4 separate regions of the Mus musculus genome follow, and regions 2, 3 and 4 are each linked to region 1. The links are chromatin loops, found by intact Hi-C in ENCODE. Cell type or tissue: heart. All regions are shown on one strand. Each heading gives the region's core, and the rest is flanking DNA. Links, peaks and the distances in the headings are about the cores only. Region 1 has its middle 21 kb from the start of Smc3. Region 2 has its middle 29 kb from the start of Smndc1. Region 3 holds the start of Dusp5 (dual specificity phosphatase 5). Region 4 holds the start of Smndc1 (survival motor neuron domain containing 1).

What was found. Peaks named below come from ENCODE experiments on the same cell type or tissue, not always from the same donor. Only the 100,000 strongest peaks of a DNase experiment are listed, where the experiment ranks them.
Region 2: a loop joins it to region 1, with 5 times the contacts of the local background. A loop is called at or near these places in 25 of 42 quality-filtered maps.
Region 3: it touches region 1 in a loop (2.3-fold over the local background); 12 of 42 quality-filtered maps call a loop at or near these places.
Region 4: it touches region 1 in a loop (6-fold over the local background); 35 of 42 quality-filtered maps call a loop at or near these places.

Annotation. Positions count from the first base shown.
Region 1 is chr19:53,575,920-53,583,702 of GRCm38, forward strand. No RefSeq gene overlaps it. Among named protein-coding and RNA genes, the nearest start is that of Smc3, 21 kb to the right of the region's middle. In heart, for the core only: a CTCF peak has its summit at 3,199 (motif pointing left); no DNase peak of the experiment used is centred there.
Region 2 is chr19:53,416,211-53,423,993 of GRCm38, forward strand. No RefSeq gene overlaps it. Among named protein-coding and RNA genes, the nearest start is that of Smndc1, 29 kb to the left of the region's middle. In heart, for the core only: CTCF peaks have their summits at 3,813 (motif pointing right) and 6,315; DNase peaks (open chromatin) are centred at 3,811 and 5,371; H3K4me3 peaks cover 1,719 bases; H3K27ac peaks cover 1,937 bases.
Region 3 is chr19:53,525,432-53,533,214 of GRCm38, forward strand. It overlaps Dusp5 (dual specificity phosphatase 5), which reads left to right and starts at 3,714. Exons shown (of 4, transcript NM_001085390.2): 1 at 3,714-4,265. The coding sequence starts at 3,887. In heart, for the core only: a CTCF peak has its summit at 3,864 (motif pointing right); DNase peaks (open chromatin) are centred at 3,610 and 4,390; H3K4me3 peaks cover 3,745 bases; H3K27ac peaks cover 3,657 bases.
Region 4 is chr19:53,390,607-53,398,389 of GRCm38, forward strand. It overlaps Smndc1 (survival motor neuron domain containing 1), which reads right to left and starts at 28. Exons shown (of 6, transcript NM_172429.3): 1 at 1-28. In heart, for the core only: a CTCF peak has its summit at 4,177 (motif pointing right); a DNase peak (open chromatin) is centred at 4,075; H3K4me3 peaks cover 490 bases; H3K27ac peaks cover 745 bases.

The DNA of each region.
Region 1 (7,783 bases), core at 1,318-6,317:
GTCAGCTACATACAGAGCAAGACCCTGTCCCAAATCCTAGCAAGGGGATATGTCCAGGTTCCCAGCATGTATCCACTTAGGTCAGCTGCTGATGGGGGTGGGGACTAGGTTATCAAGTTAGGATCAAATTTGACTCGGAGGCCCAAACAAACAAACAAACAAACACAACCAAAAATAACAACAACAACAAAAAAAAACCGAACAAACAACAACAAACCAACCAAACAAGAAAACGAAACCAGAAAGAATGAAGCAAAGAAACATTTAAGGTCAAGTCTTCCGTAGCAGGCATCGGTGCCAGGTGCCAGGACCAATGTAACATTTCTCCTTTACGCCTGGCAACAATCTTGCTACATTTCGTAGATTAGATAAAATTCCTGAAGTCAAAGGGTAGAGCCAAGATTTAAAACTGGTCTGTCTAAAACTACCGCTCACTGCCTCTTTAGTCTTGCCTGGCTGCTGGGTCTTTGCTCTCTCAGCTGAAGAATGAAGGAGTTGGGTGGTCTCTGGGCTCCAGCTCAGCTTATGTTCTCTCTCTCTCTCTCTCTCTCTCTCTCTCTCTCTCTCTCTCTCTCTCTCCCTCCCTCCCTCCCTCCCTCCCTCCCTCCTTTCTTTTTTGATTATTTTATTTATTTACATTCCAAATGTTGGCTCCTTCCCAGTCCCCGTTCCCAGAGTCCTTCACCTCTCCCCCCTCCCCTTTGTCTCTGAAAGGGTGCTCCCCCCCACCCCCACTCCCCACCGCCAACCTCCCCCCACCCCTTCAGCTTACGTTTTCTTTCTTTTTTTTTTTTTTGGTTTTTTTGAGACAGGGTTTCTCTGTATAGCCCTGGCTGTCCTGGAGCTCACTTTGTAGACCAGGCTGGCATCGAACTCAGAAATCCGCCTGCCTCTGCCTCCCGAGTGCTGGGATTAAAGGCGTGCACCACCACGCCCGGCTTCAGCTTACGTTTTCAAGTGATCACTGACTGTGCTATTGCCCTCCAGGTATTGCGATTTACATCCTTATAACACCCTCTGAAGTACTACTCTATTTCCACTTTACAAATGGGGAAACTGAGGTTGAACCCCACTTGTAGAATCCAGAGTCACATAGCTACTTTTTGGCTTTTTGTTGGGTTCTTAAACCAAACTCTGGCTCCTGACCCCATACAGCTTCTGCAGTCTCCAGCGGTTTTCGAGGGAGCCTTTCCGCGCTCCTGCAGAATTGGAACAAAGCCAGGGGAGCTGTAGGCTGAGTTCTCAGTGCGTGGGCCTCCTTCTTTGGATTTCAAAGGTTCACTGAAGTTCCGTGAGAGTCAAAGGTGACTCCGAGTGGAAGATTAGCTGAGATTCAGAGCTGGCCCTGGCACCACTGGACTTAACTGTTTTCTCTGATCTTGTTGTCAAGGCAACCTTAGGACTCTGTGCTTCTGAAGTTATTCTTCCCCTTGCCTTCTCCAGACAGCCATTCCCAGTGACCTCCTGGTGAATGACTGAAGATTAGGTAATGTGAAATTAAAAAAAAAAAATTGTTAGGACTTTCATACTCGCTCCAGGCTGAACAAGAGGTATTTTGTAAGTGTCTGTCTACGTCACTGCTGGACCACAGTGACTTACAAAGTACCTGGAACAGAGTGGGGAGCTCAGAAAATGTTCAGTGTATGCGTGCAAAGATGATAAGTTATGGAAAGGAGGCTGCCACATTTCCCACAGGCTAAGAACCTAGGTCAGAGTAATAGGCTAAGGCTTGTAGTGGCCAGTGAGATTGCTTAGTGGGTAAATATACTGCCATCAACCTGACAAGCTGGGACCTGTCTGGTGGAGGGACAGAGCTGGGCTAATTCCTGAAGGTGACTTCCACATGTAGGCTGTGATGCATATGTATACACGCACACATGCACACACACACACACACACACACACACACACACACACACACACACATGCACACACATACACACATCAGAGAGAGACAGAGACAGACAGACAGACAGACAGACAGACAGACAGACAGACAGAGAGATTATAATTTTTTGAGATGGGGGGATTTACTATATAGCCATGGCTCACTATGGCTATATAGCATCTTCACTATGAAGATGAGGCTAGCCTTGAACTCACATAGATTTGCCTGTCTTGTCTCCTGAGTACTGTGATTAAAGGATTAGTAGTGGTGACCTCCCATGAAAGGGAGTAAGGGAGATGGCTCAGCCAGTGAAGGTATTCTTGCTGCCAAACCTGACTATCTGAATTCAATCCCAAAACTCCATGGTGGAAGAAAGCCAACCCCTCCGACCTCTACATAAGCAACCTGTCCTTTGACCTCCCCATGAGTGTCATAGAACATGCATATCTACACACATAATAATAAAATGTAATAAAAGTGTTACACAAATGCATGCATATAGATATAGATACAGAGATATAGAGATATATATAGAAAGTAAAAGCTCAGATCACCTTTGAAATGATGACCTGTGCCCTGCTGTCTCGTGTCTCCATACCTGTGAGCTTCAGCTGCCCACGGAGGAGTTCTGCCCACTTCAGCCTTCTGGAATGGGACACCAAAGATGTCACTCATCTCCCCACCCCCACCCCCTCTCTCTGTGTCTGTCTCTTAAGTTATGAAGTAGATGCAACACAAAATTTACCATGTTAACTATTTTTAGTGTTTACATTTCCATTTTTGGGCAACCAACATGGTACAAAGTTCTGTCTTTCACTTACATTCATCATAGTTTCTACTGCCATCTTGGATTTTAGCCACAAGTACACAGTCACGGTTTAATGTCTTTATCACTGTCTGTCTGTCTGAATGTATATATGCATGCATGCATGTACACATGTATGTGTGTATGCATGCATGTATTACACATGTATGTGTGTATGCATGTATGTATTACACGTGTATGCGTGTATGCATGCATGTATATATGCATATGTGTATGTATGTATGCATCTATGTATGTACTTTTATTCATTTATTTGGTGGGGAAAGATACATGGGATTGCACATGGAGGCATAATGACTCTGGCAGGGACAGGTCCATGTGGGCCAGCAGGCTTGGTGTTAAGTACCTTTTATCCACTGAGCCCTCTTACCAGCCATAAAGCCTTGAGTCTTAGTACGGCACCAGATGACATGAATGTTCAGTAAATAATGGCCACTGATTGATTTTTGTGCTCCTCACACCGATTCGTAGCTTTGAAGCGCCCTCTAGTGGCAATGATGAAAATGATGCGAAGAACCACCTAAGTCTATTTGCTTTCTAGCAGGTGGTGACCACAAATGTCATCTTGTGTCCCTGTCTTTTGTGTTGTTTTCTTACTGACTTCACTGAGTATGAAATTCTAGTCAGTTAAAAGTTGAGTGTAATGGTTTTGTAATCCCAGAATTTATGACATGGAAGCAAGAGGTTTGCTGGAAGCTACACAGTAAGTTCCAGGCTAGTCTGGGTTACCTAGGGAGAGCCTGTTTCAGAAAACACACAGCCAGGTGCACACCTTTAATTCTAGCACAGAGGCAGAAGCAGGTGAATTTCTGAGTTTGTACACAGTGAGCCTTGTCTTAAAACAAACAAACAAACAAACAAACAAACAAAACCAAAACCCAAAACAAAATAACAATATTGGAACAAAATAAAAATCCCAGCAACCAAACAAAACAAATAAGGTGAACTGAATGATGTTTTTCGGATAGTCTAGGAGGAACTCCGTGTTTTGTTTGGTGGTTTGTTTGTTTGTGGGGGGTGCAAAGCAATTCATTTATACAATCAAAATGAATTAATGCACACATGATATCGAAACAAAAACATGCAAAAAACAAAAATAAGATTCAAGAGATAAAAGTACACTCCAACAAGAACAAACATAGCTGGGTGGTGATGACCCAGGCCTTTAATCCTAGACTTGGGAGGCAGAGGCAGGAGGATCGCCAAGTCCCAGGACAGCCTGGTCTACAGAGTGAGTTTTGGGCCATCCAGGCCTTCACAGAGAAACCCTGTTTCAAACAAACAAACAAACAAACAAACAAACAAACCAAAAGAACTAAATATACAAAAAATAAAACATAACCCTAGGAAAAATAATGTCTGCATTGGTGCATGTCTGCTCAATGTTTTTAATTAATATAGAGAATTGCATTTTCTGGTGTTCTGATTTCATAACTAAATGAAAAGTCACAAGTTAAAATAGTGTTTGCCTGATTTTTCTGAGCATTGTGTATACCAACAGCCAGAGGCTTTAATGGGTAAACGACTCTTACACTGGCTTAAACTGTCCAGTCCAGGAAGAATGGACTCCAAGGAGACACTGCAAGGTGGGATGTATGTGAGAACAGTTTCTGTTTTGTTCAAATAAGAAGTGAGCAGTGGCCAGAGCACCTGGGGGAGCCATCTTGGTTCCCGGATCCCTCAGAGACTGGTCTGTGCAGGTGAGAGTGTGGACTACAGAAGCTAACAGCTTCTGGGACAGGCAGAAGCCACACAGCTTCTGGGCCAGACCCCGTTTTGGGCTCCAGACATCCGGGCACTGACCCTGGCAGAGGAGAGGTGTCCGCCCTACCAGGGAGGGCTTTGCTGGAGCACCTGGGGAAGTCATCGCTGGTCCGGGATCTCTCAGAGACTAGACTGTGTAGGTGAGAGTGTCGACTACAGAAGCTACACAGCTTCTGGGACAGGCCCTGTTTCGGGTCTTCATCTTCTGCCAGGAGGCAGGTCCAGATATCTGTGCACCTTCCCTGCAAGAGGAGAGCTTGTCTGCAGAGAGTGCTCAGACCACTGAAACTCAGGAGAGAGCTAGTCTCCCAGGTCTGCTGATAGAGGCTAACAGAATCAAGAGAGGACCAAGCTCTAACCAGAGACAGCTATAACAACTATCTCCAGAGATTACCAGATGGCTAAAGGCAAACATAAGAATCTTACTAACAGAAACGAAGACCACTCACCATCATCAGAACCCAGCACTCCCACCTCAGCCAGTCCTGGATATCTCAACACACCTGAAAAGCTAGACCCGGATTTTTTTTTTTTTTTTTTTTTTTTTTTTTGGTTTTTCGAGACAGGGTTTCTCTGTATAGCCTTGGCTGTCCTGGAACTCACTTTGTAGACCAGCCTGGCCTCGAACTCAGAAATCTACCTGCCTCTGCCTCCTGAGTGCTGGGATTAAAGGTGTGTGCCACCACGCACGGCTAGACCCGGATTTAAAAGCATATCTTTTGATGATGGTAGAGGACATCAAGAAGTACTTAATAACTCACTTAAGGAAATACAGGAGAACACTGCTAAACAGGTAGAAGTCCTTAAAGAAAAACAGGAAAATACAACCAAACAGGTGATGGAGTTGAACAAAACCATACAAGACCTAAAAAGGGAAGTAGACACAATAAAGAAAACCCAAAGTGAGGCAACGCTGGAGATAGAAACCCTAGGAAAGAAATCTGGAACCATAGATGTGAGCATCAGCAACAGAATACAAGAGATGGAAGAGAGAATCTCAGGTGCAGAAGATTCCATAGAGAACACCGGCACAACAATCAAAGAAAATACAAAATGCAAAAATACCCTAAGTCAAAACATCCAGGAAATCTAGGACACAATGAGAAGACCAAACCTACAGATAATAGGAGTAGATGAGAATGAAGATTTTCAACTTAAAGGGCCAGCAAATATCTTCAACAAAATTATAGAAGAAAACTTCCCAAACCTAAAGAAAGACATGCCCATGAACATACAAGAAGCCTACAGAACTCCAAATAGACTGGACCAGAAAAGAAATTCCTCCTGACACATAATAATCAGAACAACAAATGCACTAAATAAAGATAGAATATTAAAAGCAGTAAGGAAAAAAGGTCAAGTAGCATATAAAGGCAGGCCTATCAGAATTACACCAGACTTTTCACCAGAGACTATGAAAGCCAGAAGAACCTGGACAGATGTTATATAGACACTAAGAGAACACAAATGCCAGGCCAGGCTACTATACCCAGACAAACTTTCAATTACCATAGATGGAGAAACCAAAGTATTCCATGACAAAACCAAATTCACCCAATATCTTTCCACGAATCCAGCCCTTCAATAGATAATAACAGAAAAAAAAATACAAGGACGGAAACTACGCCCTAGAGAAAGCAAGAAAGTAATCTTTCAACAAACCTAAAAGAAGACAGTCACAAGAACAGAATGCCAATTCTAACAACAAAAATAATAGGAAGCAACAATTACTTTTCCTTAATATCTCTTAATATCAATGGACTCAATTCCCCAATAAAAAGACATAGACTAACAGACTGGCTACACAAACAGGATCCAACATTCTGCTGCTTACAGGAACCCATCTCAGGGAAAAAGACAGACACTACCTCAAAGTGAAAGGCTGGAAAACAATTTTCCAAGCAAATGGTCTGAAGAAACAAGCTGGGGTAGCCATTCTAATATCGAATAAAATTGACTTCCAACCCAAAGTTATTAAAAAGGACAAGGAGGGGCACTTCACACTCATCAAAGATAAAATCTTCCAAGAGGAACTCTCAATTCTGAATATCTATGCTCCAAATGCAAGGGCAGCCACATTCATTAAAGAAACTTTAGTAAAGCTCAAAGCACACATTGCACCTCACACAATAATAGTGGGAGACTTCAACACACCACTTTCATCAATGGACAGATCGTGGAAACATAAACTAAACAGGGACACAGTGAAACTAACAGAAGTTATAAAACAAATGGATTTAACAGATATCTACAGAACATTTTATCCTAAAACACAAGGATATACCTTCTTCTCAGCACCTCATGGTACCTTCTCCAAAATTGACTATATAATTGGCCACAAAACAGGCCTCAATAGATAGAAAAATGTTGAAATTGTCCCATGCATCCAATCAGATCACCATGGACTAAGGCTGATCAACAACAACATAAATAATAGAAAGCCAACATTCACGTGGAAACTGAACAACACTCTACTCAATGATACCTTGGTCAAGGAAGGAATAAAGAAAGAAATTAAAGACTTTTTAGAGTTTAATGAAAATGAAGCCACAACATACCCAAACTTATGGGACACAATGAAAGCATTTCTAAGAGGAAAACTCATAGCTCTGAGTGCCTCCAAATAGAAACTAAAGAGAGCACACACTAGCAGCTTGACAACACACCTAAAAGCTCTAGAACAAAAGGAAGCAAATTCACCCAAGAAGAATAGACAGCAGGACGCCCCCGCCCCCACATTCTCTTGCCTGAGGCAGTTAACTCCCCTGCCTACCCTGTTATTTTCTCTTCCAATATGAATTCGAGCTTACCCTTCATGGACTTAGTCACTACTACATGACAATTAGAAGACATCTGGCCCACAGAGGAAATTCTCTGCTTCACCACCCATGTCTCCTCTCTGGTCCTTGGATCCAGCTACACAATATGACCATGGGGGACTTTCATGATAATCTAATCTACGGCACCATGTTAAGCAGGGAACTTCATGTCCCCTTACTGATTACAAACCCCCAAAGGATCCCCAAGTGTATCACGTCCACCCCTGCCTCACTGTCCAAGGGTCCCTGAAATGCCCATTTTCAGGGGCATCCTACCCCTTGGGAATCCTGCCAGCCGGCATGAGGTTTAAGATTCACCATGGTCGGGCTGGTGAGATGGCTCAGTGGGTAAGAGCACCCGACTGCTCTTCCGAAGGTTCAGAGTTCAAATCCCAGCAACCACATGGTGGCTCACAACCATCCGTAACAAGATCTGACTCCCTCTTCTGGATTGTCTGAAGACAGCTACAGTGTACTTACATATAA
Region 2 (7,783 bases), core at 1,603-6,602, 160 kb before region 1:
ATGTAAGACTTCTGTCTAGGAAAAGACACAAAGAAGATGAAAGAAGACCTGCAAAGTGAAGGGTGGAGGTTTGTGATACAGGAATTGTCCAGGGAGGAGAGGGAGGGAGGAGTAGGAGGAGAGGGGGAAAGGTAATTCGAACAAAAATGGATGAAACCCTGGATGCCTAGCGAACTTCACTATATCCAGAAAGATGGCTATTAAGGCTAAAGGGGTTGGGGACACAGCCACATGGTGGAATGTTTGTGTAACGTGGGATCTGAATTAGGCTCCAAACCAAACTACCCTCAATGGGAGTGTTGTGGATGAAGAAGGTAGGGGGGGGGGGTTATTGTATAGGGATGTGCGCAGTGGGGTTCCTTCGTTAAATCCAGCCACTTACCTAAGCCGAACTTCCCAGAATACCTCAGTGCCGTGCAAGTTTCTGCAGCATCATTTGCTCCCTTAGAACGGGATCTTAAGTATCCAGCACACGCAGGCAGAAGGATGTTTCCCAGCCTCCAGGAGCCCTTTGACTCCAGTCTCCTGTTCTTAGCTGAGCTTTCTGCCCCTGCCACCTTTGAATTCCTTACTCTGTTCACCCGTGCAGCCCCCTCCTCGTGGTTTAGTTGGATAGGGAATTCTCCCTATCTTGTTTCTCTAAACTTTGGTGCATTTTACTTGGTTCTTTGGGTCTGCGGCTTAAATGGATCTATTGATCTTTCTGACCTGCTCAGGATCGTTGCTATTTTTAAGCAGAACTGGGACGTACTAAATAATAGCAATCGGAAACCTTCTCCACTGCTGAAAGTGACCTCCGAGCCAGGCAGGCTTTCAGGATCTGACACAGCAATTGGAGGGACTTCACTCTGTGTATGGGAGGTCTGGGGCTGCGCCTTACCCTGATGCCAGCCTCAGACAATAGTAGATCCATCACTGCCTCTCTCTGTATCCCTCTGTCTTAGTTAGGGTTTTACTGCTGTGAACAGATACCATGACCAAGGCACTCCTATAAGGACCACATTTAATTGAGGCTGGCTTACAGGTTCAGAGGTTCAGTTCATTATCATCAAGGCAGGAACATGGCAGCATCCAGGCAGGCATGGTACAGGAAGAGGTGAGAGTTCTACATCTTCATCTGAAGGCTGCTAGCAGAATACTAGCTTTCAGGCAGCTAGGATGAGGGTCTTAAAGCCCACACCCAGTGGCACACCTATGCCAAAAGGGCCACATCTTCTAATAGTGCCACTCCCTGGGCTGAGCATATACAAACCATCACACCCTCTAATATGATCTGTGAGCTGCTCACCAGCAACTCACATAGGTTCTCCGAGTGCAGGGTGGGTGGGAGTTGCCTTTTTTTTCTCTGTAACAAAGCCCCACAACTGTCCAGAACGTGGGTCACCATATGGTAGCCTCCAGGCTTGCCCTTATGCCTAGAAGAGATGATTATTAGCCCTTTTTAGGTAGGGGTACACCTGGAGTCTAACTGATGGAAATATGAAGTAAGCCGCAAGGTGGCTGCTTGTGTTTTGTAAGGACATAACATGAGCCACTTGATTCAGTTCCACACACCAAGCCTGATGCTCGGAACAGGGCTGAGAGCTGAGCAGTTCTCTGCCTGCATGTCACTGCCTCTCGGCCCCTTCTGTGGCAGTTCCATACAGCTCCTGTCACCAGTGACTAGAACATTTCAGAATAGTCACATGTGGTCTTTCTCTGGCCCTTGAACCCTACCAGGGCAATATATTATTCCCCACAGAGGATATAGCTGGTCAATCATTAAATATCCTCCATTTTCTGGGGGAACACACCACACTGAAATAGAAGATATTCCTACAAGAGTCACAGGTCCAGGGACACGACAGCCTAGATAATTAATAATAACATACCAGATTAGGCTTCCCAGAACCAGATCAAATGGATCCATTCACCGTGACCCCTAGAAAATGATGGTAGCTGCCCATGGGATGTAAAACCATGCCAGGAGGCTTGGTTAGGTAAAGTGGGTTGAGATCTGGAGACTTGGTGGGTACACACCTGAAACTTCGGCGACTCCTCACTCCCTGCCAAATACCTGACCTGGAACATGTGCCATGCACCCCACATAAGAAAACATGACCAGTGTTCATGCAGGCCCATGCTAATGAAGATACCTAGAGGATTTAGCCAATAAGCTTCCCTTTCCACTCCTCCCTACAAAGGGTATTTAATCTTGGGTCCTCTCTTAGAAGTTGGTACAGTATGCATCCATTTTCCATGATGAACAGTTTAGAACCGCGGACTGTCTTTTCCATCAAGATCTGCCATGGGGAGCCATGGAGAAGGCATTAGACTATCGAGCTGTTGCTTAATTCTCCCATAGAAGGCCTCTCTGCGTTCCTAGCCACAACAGCCACCAAGCTAAGGACAATCACAGCTGAGCTAAGCTGGAACTTCCCCCTTCCTCTGGCCCCGGGCTTCAGCCCACGGCCCCCAACTCTGCTCTCAGCTCCTTATGACTCAGCAGCACCTAGATGTCCAGGAGTTTGGGAGCGCCTGGTCTCGGCCCCATCGTGAACCTGTGGCTCCCCAACACTTCATTCAACTTCTCTGTGTGGTTCTCCAGTGGTGACTGGGGGCCCAGAAGCCAGAGAATATAGCTTCACCTTTCTCACATCTCAGACTGCACCTTCCCACTCCCAGAGACGGAGACGTGTCTGAGCACTGCGCAGGATAAGCACAAACTCCCCACCGTTCACCTCCCAAGCAGCCATGCCCTGTAGCAGGGTGGACCTCGGACCAAGAGTTGCCCAGAGAAGCTTAGACCGTGCTGGCGGTCAGTGTTGAGCATCAGGAGGAGGAGGAGGAGTGGTGGTCTGACAGGGGCAGGACTCCTTGTGCCAACTGGCAAATCAGTCCACGTGTGATTTCAAACTACCTTATAAAGCAAGTAAAAACCCAAAACGTGTTCCAGACTTCAGACCTGACCTTCTTTTTTTCTTTTCATTAGAAAAAAAAAAATCTCATTTCTTCCAGGGTGAGTGAGGATGGCTTTGAACTTCTAGTCCTCCTGCGTCTGTCTACCCCGAGCTGGGGTATGTGTCACTGTGGTCCGTTCTATACGATGCTAGCTGGGCAGAACCCGGGGCCTTATGTGTGCTCTGCCAGCCCGACAGACTCCTCAAGGTCTTTGCTCAGACACCTATAGCAGTGGCCCCATACCTTGAACTGGGATTTTTGCCACTTCCTTAAGCTCTGAGACCAGCGTTGTGGGAGTTCAGGGAATGGAGATTTAAGCTGTGTGGCAGGGTCTCAGCGGGCTTCTTAGAAAAGGTAGTGTGACTGGAACTCTGCGAATCAGGGTCCTATGGCAAACACCGCACTAGCAGTAAAAGATGGACCGACAGAGCAAAGACTTAAGCTGCCAGAAGAAAGTTGGCTTCCGTACACGTATTTTCTAGCTTCGGATTCATCTTTTCTCTGTGTTATATCACTGATGTAGGCAAGAGGAAACAGATTAAGGACTTCTTCCCAGTTTTCACCCCCAAATTTCCATTTCTGTGTGTATTTTGTCATTTTTCTTAGAGGAAGTGAACACTCAGACCCATAGTCAAGCTTTATGGCAGAAGACTCTGGTAAGGATGGAGACAACGTCTGTAAGAAAACTACTGCAGATGAAGGGTTGGCCAATGGTGGCTTGCTGGACAAACCTGGCCTGCTTTCTGTTTTTGTCAATAAAGTTTTATTAGAACACAGCCTCCCTCATCATTTCCATACTGTCTGAGGCTACTTCCACACTCCAACGGGAGAGCTGAGTAGTCGGGGTGTAAGAGCGTCAAGTTTGACACTCTCCACTAGATGGCGCCACTAGAGGGGGGTCCAAGGATTGAATGTCTTAAAGAAAATTGGGCCTGGCTTCATGTCAGGCAGTTCATAACTGCCTGTAACTCCAGCTCCAGGAAAACTCAACATCTCTAGTCTCCGCAGCCATACACACATGCATATGTGCACACACACACACACACACACACACACACATGCATATGTGCACACACACACACACACACACACACACACACACACACACACATGCATATGTGCACACACACACACACACACGCATTTTATTCTTTTTTGTTTGTTTTTTGTTTTTGTTTTTCAAGACAGGGAGGGCTTCTCTGTGTAGTCTTGGCTGTCCTGGAACTCACTTTGTAGACCAGGCTGGCCTCGAACTCAGAAATCCGCCTGCCTCTGCCTCCCGAGTGCTGGGATTAAAGGCGTGCGCCACCACACCCGGCCACACACACATTTTAAAGTTGGGGGTCTCACTCTGGCTGTTCTGGAACTCACTATGTAGACCAGGCTGGCCTCAAACTCACAGAAACCCACTTGTCTTTGTCTCTCCCAAGTGCTGGGATTAAAAGTGTGTACCACCACGCCCAGCCATATAAATAAAATAAAATCTATCTATCTTTCTTTCTTTCTTCCTTCCTTCCTTTCTTTTGTTTTTTCTTCTTTTGGAAAACTAAGGAAAAAGAATCACATTTCCTAGTTACAAAAGAACGGAACTCTTCAGAGTGACACTTAGTGCTCATAATAGCAAATTTGTACGGTGCTTACTGTGTGCTAGCCAACATTGTAAATGCTTTACGCATAAGATTATTTAATACTATGATCAGTCCCATTTTAGTCATGAGGAAACTAGGGATACCAAGAGATCAAGTACTGGAGTTCACAGAAGGAGAGCATAGCAGACAGAGGCAGAGTTTCACACTGGGTTGCATTAGCCGCCCTCCCCCGCCGCCACCCCGCCCCCCAGTGCCTCTAAGCCTTTCACCCTTAGGAATCCGAGGCAGTCATTAGTTACTCCCCCTCCTCCCCCCGCAAAGGTATGGAGCCATGCTGGATGGAACCCAGCGTGGAATGCTGTAACAAAGAACCAATTGTTGCTTTCTGCTTGCGCATTGCATTTTCGTCACGGCAAGCAACACACGCGTGTGTGACACCTGCCACTCACCTAGGATCACAACTATTTACAGGGTGCTGACTCTCTTTTGATGCACTGGCCTCTGGAGGAGGAGAGCTATGACAGAGCAAAACCTCTTCCGGAGCAGAGACAAAGTGCTCAAGCCACGGAGCAGTGATCTAAGACAGAGTCACCAGCTGAGTAAGGTGGGAAGGGATGTGGTGGGCCCCTATCAAGACGCTCAGAGACGAGTCAGCCAGGCAGTGAGGGACGGCTCAAGTCAACCCAGGTTGTAGGACTCTGTTAAAAGCCTCTCTCATGATTAACTAGAAAGAATGGGACAGAGGCAGGGCCCGCCCCACACCCATTAGCACCAATCAGCTGTCTTCAACTTCCTGAATAGCCTATCATAGCTCATTTCTTGTCCTCCTGAAAAGGCGATTGGTGCAAGAAAGTTAAAGACTTGGCGGCTGCAAGAAAAGGCAAAAGAATTTCATGCAGATCTTTTCACCTGAGGTGGCCGGGAGGAAGGAACTGGAGCATAGTGAGGGGGAATAAGGCAGTTTCTAGGAGCAGACACCTATCTACCGAACTGAGGTCACTTAGCCCCTGCGCGTGCTGTTCCCTGATGTCCAAGGTCAGACCCCACCTCCAGCTGCTGGGGACTCTGGAAAGCAGAGAAGCTGACTGCTAAGAGGAGGCTAGTCCATAGCTGTTGGTATCAGGGCTCCTCACCCACCCCTTACCCCCAGCAGGAGCCTCGGAGGAGAAAATGGCTTGTACCTCTTTGTGGCATAAATCTTTCACCTCACCTCTACCATCCCAACACTGAGAGAAATAGGAGGAAGGAGGAAGAATTTGGTGGTCAGGGTTCCCTCCTTGTGAGAGTTATACACAGCTGCAGTCATGAAGATGTGGGTGTCAGGTTACAAAAAAGAAGAAGAGGAAGAAGGAGAAGGAGAGGAGAAGGAGAAGGAGGAGAGGAGAAGGAGGAGGAGGAGGAGGAGGAGGAGGAGGAGGAGGAGAAGGAGGAGGAGGAGGAGGAGGAGGAGGAGAAGAAGAAGAAGAAGAAGAAGAAGAAGAAGAAGAAGAAGAAGAAGAAGAAGAAGAAGAAGAAGAAGAAGAAGAAGAAGAAGAAGAAGAAGAAGAAGAAGAAGAAGAAGAAGAAGAAGAAGAAGAAGATATTCCACCTAAACGGGGGGGGGGGGGGGGGGATCGTGTGAATAACAGGCTACTCTCTGCGCAGCGCCATTATTTGGAGGCGAGCCCAGAAGGCAGAAGGACCTGTTCGAGTTCCTTAATTATGCCTTGGTGCCTGCAGTCCTCAGGAGAAACCCATCCTTAGAACCGTGACTGATAGTCTCTCAACCACTAGTGGGCAGGCTAGCTGGGAGTGGGAGTGGGAACGGGGGCAAGATGCCGTCCCAGATCCAATGGGCTGTTAAAGAGCAGCAGAAGACCGAGAACAATCCGAGAGGCCAGTTTGGATGTGTGCCCTTGCTGGATGGAACCTCAGCTCTGAGGAGCAGGACCCCACTCGCCATTCCTCTGTGCTTTAGAGGTTGAAGCAAGCACCCAGCTACATTCAGGCCTGTCTAAGATTTCAGAAATGAGGGGCAGAGGTCATTTATTTCAGTAGTCAAAGTCCAAAATCATATGTCTCAGTTAGCTTTAACTGTCAACTTGACACAGCCAAGAGTCACCCAAGAAGGCAGTCTCAGTTGAGAGACTGCCCAGATCAGATTGGCGGGTAGTCATGTCTATGGGGGTGGCGGATGGTCTCGATTGTTAATTGATAAAAATGGACCCAGCCCACTGTGGGTGACATCAGTCCCTGTGTCGGATGGGTCTTGGGCTGAATAAGAAAGTTCCATTAAGAATGAGCTAGCAAGCAGCATTCCTCCATGGTTTCTGGTTCAAGCTCCTGGTTCAGTTCCTGCCCTGATTCTCCTCCGTGATGAACTGTGACCCGGAAGTGTAAGCCAAGAAGCCCCTTCCCTCCACTAAACTGCTTTTGGTCGGAGTGTTTTATCATAGCAACGGTAAGGAAACTAGAACACTACTCCATGCCATCATTGATTTACCTTAGTGAGTGGCTGCAGGGAGCCCCAGACACCAAGGATCCAGGTCCTGCTCACAGTGACCTTCTCATGTAATGGGCCACACAGAGCTGAAACAAATACATACAAAACTGAACATCACTTTGCTGTGACAGAAGAGGGCCAGGCGCTAGGGGTGAGGTGCCAAAAGCTGAGCGGATGGCTAAGAGGAAGTGGGCAAACCTGGGGGAGGGGGAGTGGCGAGCTGGCGGAGGGGGAGGAGTCTCCGCACACCTGCAGAGCGCACAGCATGGGGGCGCCGAGGCTACCCCGGACCACCCACACTGGGGAGGGGAGGAGAGAGCGCCACACTGAGGCTGGACTCAGTCCGATAGATTTCTCCTGGGACTTCCCCAGGACTACATTCTTTCTCCGCAGCGAAACTTGTTACCAACCTCCCCACACACTCTCATTTCTTAATATTTTCGAACACACAGGGGCATTCCTGTTTCCTGTCTGTGCGTTTCCATGCGGTTGTCGCTGCCCTCCCCATTGCACGGAGCAAAAATACCGGTCTGAAGAAGAGAATGAGACACAAGAAAGACCTTCTGAGGGGGTAGGATCTAATTTGGGATATCCTTCTTCAGAGAGCCCACTTGGTGCTAAAGGCAGAGCAGCCACTATGGAAGAGGGGAGGAGCCGAGGTTCAAGCCCATCCTGCTTCTTGAGTCCCAGCCTACTGGGTCACCGTGAGCAAGTCACAAGCATGTGAGTACGCGCGCGCGCGCGCACACACACACACACACACACACACACA
Region 3 (7,783 bases), core at 1,412-6,411, 50 kb before region 1:
ATCCCTCGTGTGTCTCCATCACATCCGTGTGTCTCCATCACATCCCTGTGTCTCCATCACATCCCTGTGTCTCCATCACATCCCTCGTGTCTCCATCACATCCCTGTGTGTCTCCATCACACCCCTGTGTGTCTCCATCACATCCCTGTGTCTCCATCACATCCTTGTGTGTCTCCATCACATCCCTGTGTGTCTCCATCACATCCCTGTGTCTCCATCACATCCTTGTGTGTCTCCATCACATCCCTGTGTGTCTCCATCACATCCCTGTGTTTCCATCACATCCCTGTGTCTCCATCACATCCCTGTGTCTCCATCACATCCCTGTGTGTCTCCATCACATCCCTGTGTGTCTCCATCACATCCCTGTGTCTCCATCACATCCCTGTGTGTCTCCATCACATCCTTGTGTGTCTCCATCACATCCCTGTGTCTCCATCACATCCTTGTGTCTCCATCACATCTCTGTGTCTCCATCACATCCCTGTGTGTCTCCATCACATCCCTGTGTCTCCATCACGTCCCTGTGTCTCCATCACATCCCTGTGTGTCTCCATCACATCCCTGTGTGTCTCCATCACATCCCTGTGTGTCTCCATCACGTCCCTGTGTCTCCATCACATCCCTGTGTGTCTCCATCACATCCCTGTGTGTCTCCATCACATCCCTGTGTCTCCATCACATCCCTGTGTGTCTCCATCACATCCCTGTGTCTCCATCACATCCCTGTGTCTCCATCACATCCGTGTGTCTCCATCACATCCGTGTGTCTCCATCACATCCCTGTGTCTCCATCACATCCCTGTGTCTCCATCACATCCCTGTGTCTCCATCACATCCCTGTGTCTCCATCACATCCCTGTGTCTCCATCACATCCCTGTGTCTCCATCACATCCCTGTGTCTCCATCACATCCCTGTGTCTCCATCACATCCCTGTGTCTCCATCACATCCCTGTGTCTCCATCACATCCCTGTGTCTCCATCACATCCCTGTGTCTCCATCACATCCCTGTGTCTCCATCACATCCCTTTGTCTCCATCACATCCATGTGTCTCCATCACATCCCTGTGTCTCCATCACATCCCTGTGTCTCCATCACATCCCTGTGTCTCCATCACATCCCCTTGGACCTTTTCTTTCTAAATCTTCTCCCATTCACGTGACTTCTTTCCAGCTGTAACCACTGCCTGCCAAGTTCAAGCAAGTCTTTACCGGCTCAGGCCTGGATTATCCATGAAAACTTGCTGTCCCTGTCCCTGACCTCAGTCTGGATCCCACTCCCACTCTCAGATAAAGCCTCCATCCTCCACAGAGCCACTTCCCTGATGACCTCAAATGGTAATTCAACCAGGTCACTAGGACCCAGTGCATAAGGTCCAAATGTCTCAAATTCTCTTTAGTTTTTAAGAATGGGACACATTTTCATTGGCTCCAGTGGGAAAAGACAAATGGGTTGGGCAGTGTGTAGCCTGAGACATCAGGCCTCGTGGGACAAGGTGACAGGATATTTTCTTTGTTGTAGCTTCCAGGTATGTAATTCATGCCTCTTGAAGGAGGGCAATCCAGATTGGCTGGTGTGCAATTCTAGGACCTTAGTGTGAGCCACCGTGAGCTGAACTTTCAGGGGAGCAATCTCTGCTGTGTAGATTGGGGCAGTCTGGTCCTAGGTGAGGGTCTCAGGGTTACTAGGCTGTGCCTCTATGGTACCATTCCAACCTGGCCTAACCTGCATCATGATTTCAGGGCAGCCTGCAGCTCTCTAGGAAGAAGGTGCCACCCAGAATGTTTCATGGGCTGTGGGGATGGTGGGTGAAGCCTCAGACGCTGAGTTTGATCTGTAGGTCCCTCATGGTGGAAGGAAAGAAAGGGTCCCTTGTAAACTGACCTCTGACCCCCCCCCCCCCACACACACACACATGCAAACTGACAAAGTAAATAAACAGAAGCACAATGAAGTGAAGACAAAACCATGGGTTTGCAGAAGTGTTAATTTCTCTCTTCTGAGGGGGAGTCTTTCAAACACCTCCAGGCATAACAGGCTGGGTTGTTTCCTTCACAGCAAGTGGTTTCTACTCATTCTTGGAAGTTTGTCTCAGCTCTCATCGGCTGAGAAACTTTCTCCACTTCCACCACAGCCCACACACCATGGGTGTGCAGACACAGACACTTACAGAGGCCCGAGATGGGACCAGGCCTCCTCCCTGGGCTGGGGCTGATGGATTGGAGTCCTGCTTCCAGCCGTGTTACCAAGCGTCTAACACAAGACTGGCTGGTGCCGGTGCTGGGTATTCTTCGTGAGGCTTGAGATGAAAGACGTGGGTGGAGCCTGCTAGCTACAGCTTTGGTGTTTTTTTGTTTGTTTGTTTGTTTTGTGTGGGGGGTGGGGTGGGTGCGGGCGTCTATATTGCTTAGATTGGCCTCGGGTTTTTGATATTTTTTTCTCAGTCTCAAAGATGCTAAAATTACAGGCCAGCCACTGAATACTCAGGACAGAGTATACAGTGATTGAATCGATTGCTTGAATGAAGATATGACCCAGAAGCAATGCCAGCCATTATTGTTGCTGGGCTGATTGATTGGATAGCAGAATGTGATTTCTGCTTTCTCCTTAAAAAAAAAAATCTCATCCACTTATGGGGGCTGTAAATGGATGCAAGGGTTTGGTTTGTTTTGTTTTCCATGAAAAGATAACAGTGAAATAGTTGGCAAAGGATTTGTAGGCAGAACGCATTTGCATCCCACGTGCCCTGACAGCTAGCAGAGCCCTCAGTAAATACTTGCAGAGGGGACAAATCACACTTAATTTTCCGGGAATGGGGGCAGGCAGCATGAAGCTCCCGAGAGAATAGCGGGGGCAGACAGCCTGGGATTACATTTTATCCACCATAATCCCACAAATCCAGAAGCCACCCGGACAACAGTTTAACTGGACTGAGCCTTACAGCTCCCCACAAGCTGCCCAGAACCACAGAGCTCCCGAGTCGGTGTATTGTTCGGGGGTGGGGGTGGGGCTTTTTGTTTTGTTTTGTTCTTTGAGGCAGGGTCTCACTATGAAGCTCGGGTGGTACATTGGAGAGAGCAATCTTTGGAGAGAGCCAAAAGGGGACTGTCAATCATCCGAAGTAGAATCCACTTGACGTCTCCGGCTCACCCATTCACAACTCCTCCTTTTTACTCTCAGGAACTTTTATTACGGAAAATTAAAAGGTAACAAAAGTGGGGGTAACGTGTTAGAAAGAAGCCCCCAGTATCAAGATGACCAAGCCACGCCGCATCTCGGCTCATCTCAGAGGCTAAATCTCCTTGCAAACGCAGACACAACCGGGAGCGACCGGAATCCGGGATTCACCGGGAGGCCCCAGGGGCTCCGTAGCGCGGCCACGGTCACCTCCTCTTCCCGCACGGCGTGGGTCACCTCGGCCTGGTGGCGTTCCTGACACTCCACCGGTAGTCCGGGGTGATGCGTGAGTGAGTCTCTCGGCGCCGGGCCCCCCGAGAGAGGGAGCGATCGCCCGCCACTTCCTCTTTCTCGCTCTAAGACGCCCTCTCTCCAGCCTGCTCCTTGGGTGGAGGCGGGTGCCCGCAAGCTCCACCCATGGGCGTGGTCAGCCAGGGGGCGGGGAAATACCCATATTTGGCCTTATATGGGCACTCACGTCACAGGACGCGCACTCATTCACATAAAACGCTGCGCTGCCGGCGGAATCCCCAGCTTTCTGGGGCAGCGAGCGGCGGGGCCGGGAGCCCAGCGAGCGGGGCGTGGAGAGCGTCGCGCGGCCCCTCGCGCCGGGCTCCGTTTGCAGGCCACAGCCCCCGCGAGGTGGCCCGCCCGTCCTCTGGCAGCTGTGGGGCGCGCAGCGTCGGGCCGCTGGGTGGCAGCGGCATGAAGGTCACGTCGCTCGACGGGCGCCAGCTGCGCAAGATGCTCCGCAAGGAGGCGGAGGCGCGCTGCGTGGTGCTCGACTGCCGGCCCTACCTGGCCTTCGCCGCGTCGAGCGTGCGCGGCTCGCTCAACGTCAACCTCAACTCGGTGGTGCTGCGGCGGGCCCGGGGCGGCGCGGTGTCGGCGCGCTACGTGCTGCCCGACGAGGCGGCCCGCGCTCGGCTGCTGCAGGAGGGCGGCGGCGGTGTGGCGGCGGTGGTCGTGCTGGACCAGGGTAGCCGCCACTGGCAGAAGCTGCGGGAGGAGAGCGCCGCGCGCGTCGTGCTCACCTCGCTGCTGGCCTGCCTGCCCGCCGGCCCGCGGGTCTACTTCCTTAAAGGTGAGTTCGTCCGGGAGCAGACTGCCCTTTGCCACCCTCCCTTGCTCCCCTGCACCCTGTGTTACCAGGCCCCAGGGTTACCTCCCTGCATGGGAACTCTGGACCGGAGAAAGTCACCACTTGCGGGAGTATGCACCCCGGGGTTTGACGTGCGCTTGGGAGGTCCTTGCAACACGTCAGCGCCCAGGGCTTCCTTCTCCCCACCCGCCTTTCCTCGAAAGCGTCTGGCATCCTGTCTGTCCTCTGGGTTGGGTGGGCTGGGAAGGTGCTGCGGGCGGTGCTCCCTAATAGTTCCGGGGGCCCAGAGCTCATGCTGGTCATTGGCGCCGTTGGCAGGCCACGGGGGTCGGAACCTTTCTGTACAGATCAGCGCGATCAAACAAGTTGAGACCCTCCCCCAGGAGAGTGGCGCCGCGGTGTCCCCTTTCTTCCCGCCTAGACAATTAGAGCACGTTAGGCTGTGTCTTGGTGGGCCTCTTGCCTTTTTGACCCTGGCAAGTCCCTCCCCTTCCTCTCCCTTTATTGCTTTTTATTGTTATCCTCCAGCCTCCTCCTCCTCCTCTCCCCAAATAGGCCGTTCTCAAGCTTAATTTGGGAACTGACAGCTTTCCCACCCCTTTCATCCTGTCATCCCCAGCAGGGGATTATCCTCAGAGACTACCAACCGGCCAACCTAGTTAAGAGAGGTGCTGCAGAGGCTGCAAAGATTCAGAGGAGATTCTGAGGCCTTTGATTTTAGGCCTCCGAGAGCTGCCTGCAGGCCCGACTTATTTCACCTGCTGTCGAGATAACTTTGGCTTCCGGTTGTGGGTGTGTGATTACTCTCAAACCCCACATCATTGATTTCTGGGTCATTTCCTGTGACTGCTCCTGCCTTCTAACCTCAAAAGTATGGGAACACTGGCCTGGGTGCAGGGGAGAGAGCTCTCAGATAGGGCCCCAAAACTCTGATGACTTGTCCAGGAACTCTGTTACGGTTCAGAATTCAGGTGCAGTGAGCTGAAGACCCAGTGTCAAAGCCATGCAAGTTGGAATTTCACACACTGTAGGCCAGGAAGATCCCAAGGCAAGTGGGTAGCTTCCCAGCTAATTAACACCTCTTGCTAACTGTTCCTTGTTGATCCCATTGGGAGATAACAGGTGGATGTTGCTGCAGCCCAGCTGCAGAATCTGCAAGGGTGGGTGGCCTTTTCTAAGCTCTGCAGCGGTCTCTCTCTCACTGTTAAAAAAATGAGGTAACATGTGTCCAGGTGACAATCTGAATAGCCCCAAGGGTGTTTAAGGAGATGTGTGTCTTCAGCCCACCCTAAAACCTAGTTCCTCCCCAGAAGCAACACCAATGAATTCTTCTTGGATAGTGTCTCCCATGGATGGCTTTTAAAAACAGATTGAGCCCATGTCATACCAGATCCTGCCTCTTTTCTTGGAGATCTTGGAGACATCCGTGTTGCTGCATGGTAGTGCCTTCGTCATAACCACTAGGCTGCTTCCAGTCTGGCTGTGTGAAAAGCCGTTACGGAGAGGGTAGATGTCCTTGCCGGTTGCTCTGGCATTGTGGGGTCTTGTCCTTCATTCAGACCGTGAAAGCTTAAGCGTGAAAGAGATATGCCTATGGTATTTGATAGATATTGCTGCCCTTATGACACCACTGAAGTTCAAACTGTGACAAAGAGTCCCTTTCTCTTAAATAGAGCACCCCAGATGTGCATTCGGCTCTGATTTAGTGGCGCTGGGTGTTGGTGCCAGGCCCCTTATACTTCCTACAGTTCCGTCTCCCACTGAAAGGAGATGCTGAAGACCAGTTAGGTGGCTGGGGCTTGCTTCTATAGAGTGCCTGTGCGCTGGCTCTCTGTTCCTTTGGCAACACAGTGATGATTGAAAGTAGACTCACTCTGGAGAAGGTTGAAGCGGCCTGAGGAATTGCTAGCACTCTTGCAATCCGAGTGAGGCACAAGTGAGCCAGCAGAGAGGAATGCTCTGTCTCCACACCTCCGATGGGAGTGGGCGGAAGGCAGAGACCTAATCTCCTGACCCCAGCCTGAAGAGGCAAGCCCTGTGTGCTCTGCCCGTTTCGTGTTAGGTTGTAAGCAACACCTCTTTCTGCCCCTCCTGCCCGCCATCTCTAAATGGTCTGTTTAAAGCCCAGAGACGAGGCAGCCCTATAAGGCCTCTCTTCCTTTAGTTTGGTAGTGCTTGGGCTAGTTTTTCTCCAAATGCCTACAAACCTCTTATTTTGTTTCCTGGAACCCAAACTGTTGAACACAGGTCTAACCCTATGATTTATTGACTAGGAAATAGTCCATTCCCCCCAAGGATATGTGGATTAGCATCAGTCTGTAAGGGGCTGCATTTGGCCTCACCTCTACTCCCAGACCCCTTCTAGCCAGGCTCCCTGTCTTCATGGCAGAGAACATGACCGTGTGTGGAAGACCAGAAATTTCTCCAGGGAGCCAGGGAGCTGTCTGTCTGGTGACCACAGAGGCCATTGGGGAGTACTAAGTGGGGACAGGGGCGGCAGAAGCTGAAAAGAAGCCAGAATGACAAGGTGACTCATCCCAGGAATTGGCTGCAGCTCCGGGGAGGGAGCTGGAGGCTGCCATGTAATCCCGTAACCGTTTGCTGACTGCAGGAGTAAGCCCTCCACTGTTGGGCAGTCAGTACCAAAAGATGGAAACGAGAAATGAAGGTTTTAGAAAGGACTTTGTCTCAGGATGTGTGCTTAACTAGTAACATGACAGCAAGTGAGTCCTTGGGGCCAGTGAAAGACAAGTAGGTTTTCTGGGGCCTCTCTGAAGTACCTCAGGTTGCTCTCTATAAGAACAGAAGGTTCCTAAGCAAGGATGTCCAGTCCACCTCTAAGGCCTTGGCTTTCTAAGGCCTCTGGGGCAGAGTTGTTGTCTTTTCCCTGCTGGTCCTGGGACTCTGATGTGGATACATTTCTGTTACCTAGTCATTTTCTTTTTCTTTTTCTTGAGGCAATCTTCAACTCCTCTTCTTCCTCCTCCTCTTCCACCTCTGCAGCAACCTCCAGCTGCTAAAATGATAGGCATATGCTCCCATCCCCTTAACCCTTAAGTGAGCCGTCCATTGGGGGAGTTGAAATACAATACCGGCATCCTTGCATGTCCAGAAGTCTGCATTTCCCATTTGGTTTCGAATGTACTAACTTGATTTATGACCACATCGGAACTGTAGAAGAATATGTCAGTGACTTTAGGACCTTTCCAGTGAGAGAGGGCAAGCGCTGTCACGAGTGGGAGAGGATACAGCTGCAGTTTTGCTTAGAGCAAACAGGCTAGGGGAAAAGCCAGTTATGGAGTCTTAGAAATCAAAGAAAATTTGCATAATCACACTTTTGTTTACATAAACAAGAGAGGAAAAAAACAGCTTTTGTTTTTTGAAAGGATATGGTTAATATTTACCAGATGCCAGATAAGCCACTTCTGATAGACACAAAACATTAATCATTGCCTCTCTTTGAGAGACCTTTAAAAACTGATTGATTGATTGATTGATTG
Region 4 (7,783 bases), core at 1,064-6,063, 190 kb before region 1:
AGCGAGATCTCGCGAGACCTACGGACTCTCGTGGAAAAGATGGCGCCCGGGTCACATGACCCTCGCCGCCCTCTCAGCAGCCTGCGATTGCAGCCTCGGAAGGCGGAGCGGGTGTGGTCTGATGGGCAGGAAGTGACGTGTCTGGGCCGCGCCGGGGGCAGAGGGCATGTTCGTTTTACGTCAGTTCCGCCTCGTGCTGGGAGCGGCAGCGAGTGGTTCTCTGTGGTGGGTGTTGTCCTCCGGTTCCCTGCGGCGTAAACTCGCGAGCCTTTCTGCCCAGCCCTGATGAGATTTAGTACCGGGAACGGGCTGGGAGTGATGGCGGGTGCCTTGTGTCCCACAGGGAGGCAGATGGCGGCGGCGGATCTGAGTCTGAGCCCGCATAGCGAGTTCCAGGCCAGCCAAGGCTACAGAGCGAGACCTTGAAGTCAAGAGAAGGGAAGTTTTTTGTTGTTTAGAAAATAAATATAGCCAATAAAGATAGAGTGATAGAAGTGGAACGGTGACCATTTGAGGTGCTTAGGCATCACCCATGGTAGGTAAAAGCCATGTGATGTAAGAAAATAGAGAAAGGTAGGATGTTTAGAGTCAAAGCTGGCAATCGCTCACCCAGCGATCAACTTCAGCATCACTAGTTGTGAGACAACCTTACTTTATGCATGTTTATGACCGAGTGACAGTCAACATGAAGTGACTGTCACCTCTGAGGAAGTATAATCAAAGCCCTTTTGAGTTTAAAGGAAATAATAAGCATAACGTGTTGAATGTCCGTGAGGAAAGAAACACCCATCCAGAATGTGCGATTTTTTTTTGACTTAAATAATTCAAGAGTAATGTAATTTTAATGAGAAATACCTCCCTTCGTCTTGGCCATTTGGAGTAGTTTAGAGGTGTTCCCTGCCTTGTGCAGATTGGAGAGGTTAAAGACACACACACCACTTAAATTTGAGCTCTCGGCGCTGTATGTGCAGTTTGATGCCGGCTCACAACAAAATACTTCAGCCATCATGTCCTTGGCCTGCTGCTGCCCCTGCCCGGCCATTATAGACTCACTCCGGAGCCATAAGCTAAAATAAAATCGTTAAGCTGCCTTGGTCATGGTGTTTTATCACAGCAACAAAGAAGGAAGCAATGCTATTAAAAGGAGTAAGGACTGTTTTGGATTAGAAGATTAAAAAGATGGGTATGGTGGTGCCTGTGTGTAGTCTCTGTTGTGCCAGGAAATGTTCATGAGCCCCCCCCCAAAAAAAAAACCACCAGGGAGCTGATTCTGATGCAATTGAACTAGGTTCTTTTGTTCAAGCTCGAGCTTGGGCCTCACCACCCTCTCTGATGCAAGAGAACTGGGGGCCGGGGGTGCAAACGCAGGGTTGTAGATTTGTTAGGAAATAACCTGGAAACTGGTGTTGGATGTAGGTTTTGTTGTGAGGTAACCTGGAAACTGGTGTTAGGCACAGGACTTGTTGGGGGGAGGGGGGGGCGTAGCCTGGAAACTGGTGCTAGATACTGGCCTGTTAGTTTACTTGAGTTTAACCTTAGGTCAGGTTCTCTAAGATGGAGTCCGAACCCTGAAGGTTTGGTCTCAAGTACACCAGAGGCAGAGGGAGGAAAATCAACTGAAATTTAAAAAGTGCCTGGACTAGTGTACTCCAGGCCTTCCAGGTCTAATAGCAAGTGCCTATCTCAAGATCCAAACAAGCAAAAGGAGAAATGATAATGAAGTATGTAAATGTTGATTGGATCTTTGTATTAGTCAGACTTCTCTAGAGTCACAGAACTCTATGAAATAAGGAAATTTGTTATGACAACTTACAGTCTGGAGTCCAGCTCCCCAACAATGGTCAGCTGTAAATGGAAGTCCAAGGATCTAGTAGTTGCTCAGACCCACAAGGCTAGTAGATTCCAATAGATGTGCTGGCAAGTAAATGCAAGCAGATATTGAATTTAATGGAGAACGTGTAACAGTTCATGGTACAAATCTCTTAATTCCCTGTAATTTCATTTTGATAATTTTCAAAATGAAAATATGGAGAAATTACTTATAGCCTTGCAAAATAGATTTCGAATGGTTTCATGCCTGTGTGCATGTGTATGCACATGTATGTGTGTGCATGTGTCCCAAAAGACCACCAAGGAGCCGACTCCAATGCAGTTGCACTAGGGTCTCTCATTCAAGCTCCAGTTCTGGCTCACTCACTGCAGACCCTGTCACAGTAGGACCAGAGGGTGAAGCAGCCTTAAGCCCTCAGTGGGACAAGGTTTTATAGGAAATGTCGAGCAAGTGAGAGGGGTTACAGCCTGCCAAGCATCTCACTGAATAACTATTGTAAGCTGACAGGTGGGTGCTCTGAAGCAAAACCATGAACAATCACAGAGGGTCTGAAAGTACATCGCAAACAATCAGACTAATCTTGACTGGCTGTTGCTAGGAAGTAGCTAGGGAGTAACTCTGGGGTACGGGCCAAGGACAAGCCGTGGGGTCCTTCCTGGTACTTGGGTGTGGCTTAGGTTCAGCTGTAAGTCAAGCACTCAGGCTCTTTCTGCTTTAAGATGGAGTAGGTTTGCCCCTCCCATGTGTCCCTGTGCACACGTGTTGGCAACGATGGGAGGAGACTGGAGGAAAATGCTGGGCGATTGCTTAGTAAGTACAGACAGAAGGTGAGAGTACAAATACATATGTGGTCCTCAGAAACAGAGGACAGCAGAAGGGTGGGCCAGACCGCAGGGAAGATGTGGGGAAGGCAGTGGGCACTCGGAGCCCTTTGAAGGCTAGGTAGAAAAGTGTGAGTACTTAGTAGAAGGAATTATTTAGGATGGTTTCAGATTTTTTTTTTAGCCTTTATTTTATATGTACAAGTGTTCTGCCTGCAAGTGTCTGCACCACATAAATGCAGTGCTCATGGATGCCGAAAGGGCATAGGACCTTCTGGGACTGGAATTACAGATGGTTGTAGGCCATCTTGTGAGTGCTGGGAATCAAAGCCTGGTACTGCAGGAGAGCAATCGGTACTCCTAACCACCTCCTTAAAATGGTCTTTAAAAGTGGAGTTACTAGTGCTGGAGAAATGGCTTAGTCTGCAGTTAAGAGCACTGGCTGGTATTCCAGAGGACCCAGGTTCAATTCCCAGCAACCACATGGCAGCTCACACCTGTAACTCCAATTTCAGGGGACCTCATACTCTCACACTGACATACATGCAAATAAAACACTAGTGCACATAAAGCCAAATAAAAGAAAAGGAAGTGGATTTACTGTGCTCCTTTGCAGCACAGCTCCTGAGGGAATCCTCTTACCTGGAATGAACTACAATCCAGAAATGGAGGGCACACTTATGATCCAGGTCTTAAGGCTGAAGGATACAGGCTTTTGACCCAGATCTTGAGGAACAGTGACCATGAAAAGCTTAGGCCCAGGCAGGGTGGTACACACCTTTAATCCCAGGAGACAAAGGCAAGCAGCAGAACTAAGCAGCTTCAGCCATGCAGCCCTGTCTTTTGAGTCAAGGGGCTAAGGTCATAAAATGCTGATTCATGGGCCAATCAAAAGGGAACCTGGAGTAAATGATTGGATTGAGATGCAATTCTTAAGAAAGTAGCTTATGTAAAATAAGAGACTGGGCTTTAGTGTGCAAGAGAGAGCTATCTCCAAAGAGAATCAGCTTGCATCCATGGCACACTCCAAGTCATTTCTTCCACAGCTCCCAAACATCCCTTCCTCAGGACCCTCTCTCCCAAGCTGAGGCTGGTCCTCAGTATCTCTGGTCAGGGGGTGGGGGTCACTACCAGAGGGACTGTATTAAAGGGTCACAGCATTAGGAAGGCTGAGATCCACTGTACTAAGCAGTCTCTCGAGATAATAGCAAGACCTTAGCAACGCCTATATTTTCAAAAATCAAAATGAGCTTTACAGTTTCACACATTCAAGACCAGTAGCTCTTTTTTTTTTTTTTTTGGTTTTTCGAGACAGGGTTTCTCTGTGTAGCTTGGCTGTCCTGGAACTCACTCTGTAGACCAGGCTGGCCTCGAACTCAGAAATCCGCCTATCTCTGACTCCCAAGTGCTGGGATTAAAGGCGTGTGCCACCACGCCCGGCTTGACCAGTAGCTCTTAACTTGATGTGGCCATATTTAGACATTTTACTGAAAACAATTACTAGATGCATTAATATTCAAAACTTCCACTAGGTGGCAGTCAGGATCCAGGCTTCATCTGATGCCTGATTTTTTTTTTTTTTTTTTTTTTTTCTTTTTTTAAATGATGGCAAAAGTGTAGAAACTTTGCCAAAGGGAAGTTTGGGGGAAGTTGGAGGAAGGAAAAAATAAATGCGCATACTAACCATGGCTAGTACTAATAAAAAGTGAGTAACCAAATAAATGCAGGATTACACACGTCTACAGTCAGCCCTGACTGCAGTTTATTACAGATTACAGATTGTTGTTGTGATCTTTCAATGTGCTTGATGAATTCTTTCATTAAACCATTGTGGTGGTGTGAGTATGCCTGGCCCAGAGAATGGCACTATTAGAAGGTGTGGCCCTGTTGGAGTAGGTGTGTCACTGTGGGTGTGGGCTTTAAAACCCTCATCCTAGCTGCCTGGAAGGGAGTCCCCTCATAGCAGCCTTCAGATGAAGATATAGAACTCTCAGCTCCGCCTGCACCATGCCTGCCTGGACCCTGCCATGTTCCCACCTTGATGATAATGGACTGAATCTCTGAACCTGTAAGCCGACCCAAACTAAATGTAGTTTCTTTGGTCGTGGTATCTATTCACAGCAGTAAAACCCTAACTAAGACAACCATTAAACCTTCAGACCACCATATATGGTTCACAACTTTGGCTTGTTAAAATATACACAGGACACGTGGCTTACTTTGAGACCCTAATACATTTATTTAATAGATACTTTCATAGTACCAGTCTCATCTTCTGTAACCACTGCTCCTGAGAGGTTCTCTGTGGTCCTGATGGGGTTTTTCACTCAGAGTTCTGTTTCAGGTCATTGGAGAGTGAGCCCTGGAGGGTGAGGGGTGACAGTTGCTCTGGGAGCGCTAAGCAATTCCATAGAAGGACCTCTAGCTCTGGGGTAGCCCTCATCCACTCCTAATCCATCAGCCAGATCAGCCAGTTAATGGACTGCTCCTGTGAAGAGCCAGTGCTCCTGCTGCTAGGAAACTCAAGCCATTTACTCTGAAGACAAATGTGGGCAGTAGACCATAGTCGCCACAGGAAGCAAGACAGCCTCTGATGTAAGTTTTGTCACAGAGGAAACACGTTAGAACCGGTGAAAGCTTGACGTGATGGTTTGAATGCTCTGCCCAGGCAGTGGCACCATTAGAAGGTGTGGCCTTGTTGGAGTAGGTGTATCACTGTGGGTGCAGGCTTTAAGACCCTCATCCTAGCTGCCTGGAAGTCAGTATTCTACTAGCAGCCTTCAGATGAAGATGTAGAACTCTCGGCTACTCCTGAACCATGCCTACCTGGATGCTGCCATGCTCCCACCTTGATGATACTGGACTGAACCTGTAAGTCAGGCCCAATTAAATGTTGTCTTTATAAGAAGAGCTCTTGGTCATGCTGTCTGTTTACAGCAGTAAAGCCCTAAGACACTTGGGCTGGAGGGATGGCCCAGCAGTCAAGTGTCATATCTCTCTTGGAGAGGACCTGAGTTCAGTTCCCTTGTACCCATGTTGGGCAGCTCACAAGCATCTATAATTCCCTGATGTTCTCTTATGGCCTACTCAAGCACCTGCACCTGAGGGCACATGCCCCCACTCATATGAGTAAAGAAACATCTTTAAAAAAAAAAAAGAAGTTGTGAGAGACACCCCCCTTCCATCATGTTTTCCTGGGGTTAAAGTTAAAAAAGAATGCAACCGAGCCAGGAAGCTGTGTGTGTTGTGAGTGCCTGGTGGTCTTTAGGTTGGTTCATAGGAAGCCATGTTCATTTGCCATCTTTCCTCGTGACTTATAAAATAACCAGGGTCAAGTCACTTTCCTTCTGTGTGTCACACATGGTAGAAGAATATGAAAATGTCACATTCCCCTGTACTCTCATCTAATAAGTTGATGTAAATCAACTAACTGCCCTTAGCAGTCTATAAGCAACAGATGCAACAGCTATGGATGGACTTTTGTTGTTTCTGATGTTAGTGATGATCTATTTTTTTCTTTTGTGTATTGTTCTTGGATAGCTCTATTGTTATTTTAAATATTACTATCATGTAATAAATTCTATTTGAAGACATTATAGGCTACAAAATGTAGTAATTTTCTTAAATTAATAAACCCTGATGGTGGGTTTACTACCTGCCTCAATGGTTTATGTTCCCAAATGAAAGGCACACACACACACACACACACACACACGCAGCCTTTTTTTTTTGGTTTTTTTTGAGACAGGGTTTCTCCGTATAGCCCTGGCTGTCCTGGAACTCACTTTGTAGACCAGGCTGGCCTCAAACTCAGAAATCCGCCTGCCTCTGCCTCCCAAGTGCTGGGATTAAAGGCGTGCGTTACCACACCCAGCCTTTATATTTTAATATACTTTAAACAACACAGTAGCTGGGCTACAGCCTAACCTCCACTACCTCCCACTGATAATTCCGAGCTCCTTCACATGGGGGTTACGCCTCTCTGTTCTCCACTCTTCTCAGGCATGGTACACTCCCAGCATAGCTGATCTCCCTTCTCCTTCCTCCTCCTTCCCCCAGGCCCCATGCTGGGGAAGCCTAAAATCCCCTGTCTGTCCTCTGTTGGCTGGTGGCATGTTTATCAGAACCAACTGTAGGCAGGTTTCCAGAAGCTACATGCAAACATCTTAGGGGGGAACATAATTGGCATTAGAATACAAGCAGCTACAATAAAGCATTACAAATAATATATAATATTTTAACACAGTTTTATTATATAGACCAAGCTAGTCTTGAATATTTGGTCCTCGTCTCCCAAGTGCTAGGATTATAGGCATGGGCTACCACATATGACCACCCGGATCTCTATTTTATTATCAAAGACACACACGTCGCCATTCTCAGCTACTAGAGCACAGCACACAGATGGAGTCTTTAATCCTAGCATAGAGTCCTCCTCTCCCTAGTAGAGCACGTCAGCAGAGAGAAGGTAGCTTCAACGAGCCTGTATTTCCTCAGTCATGTTTCCTCGCTACCACCCCTAAGATTGTGATTCTTAAGTTTATAGAAAGCTTTTTTGTCTTCCCTAATGGATCCAGTCCATAGACAATTACTCATCCCTACACCCATCTCTTTCCTCGGAGTTTCTAGAACAGCACAACATGGCTTTTGTTATTCCTCTGCTAGTAAGTTCCAGTAAGGCAGAATTTCACACATGAAATCCTATCTCATCCCTCCCTCCCCCACCTCTCACTGACCCCATCTGCTCCCAGGTGTAGGCATCTGATGTGAAAGGGGAACTCTGGCTGTGGCTGACACATTTGTTCTTCCTTTTGCTTTACACAAAGAAGGGTGGCCACTGTACAGAGAGTTTCGGTAGCTGTTCTTCCCCTCTGGCACGAATCTAAAGTTGAGCAGATTCATCCTAGAAAATCCGGAAAAGATATGATTCTGTTTTGAATGCCCCCACCAAAACTTACGTTGAAGTTTAATTTCCATTGGAAGTTGTAAAGAATTGGACAAGATCAACCTTAGTAGGTGGTGATTAGGCCTTGAGGTTTCTACCTTCATGAACTAATGAAGTTATAAATTATCGCTCCACTTGGTCTGTAGAAGCCAGTTTGACCCTCTCTGCTGGACGGGCCCTTCTCAT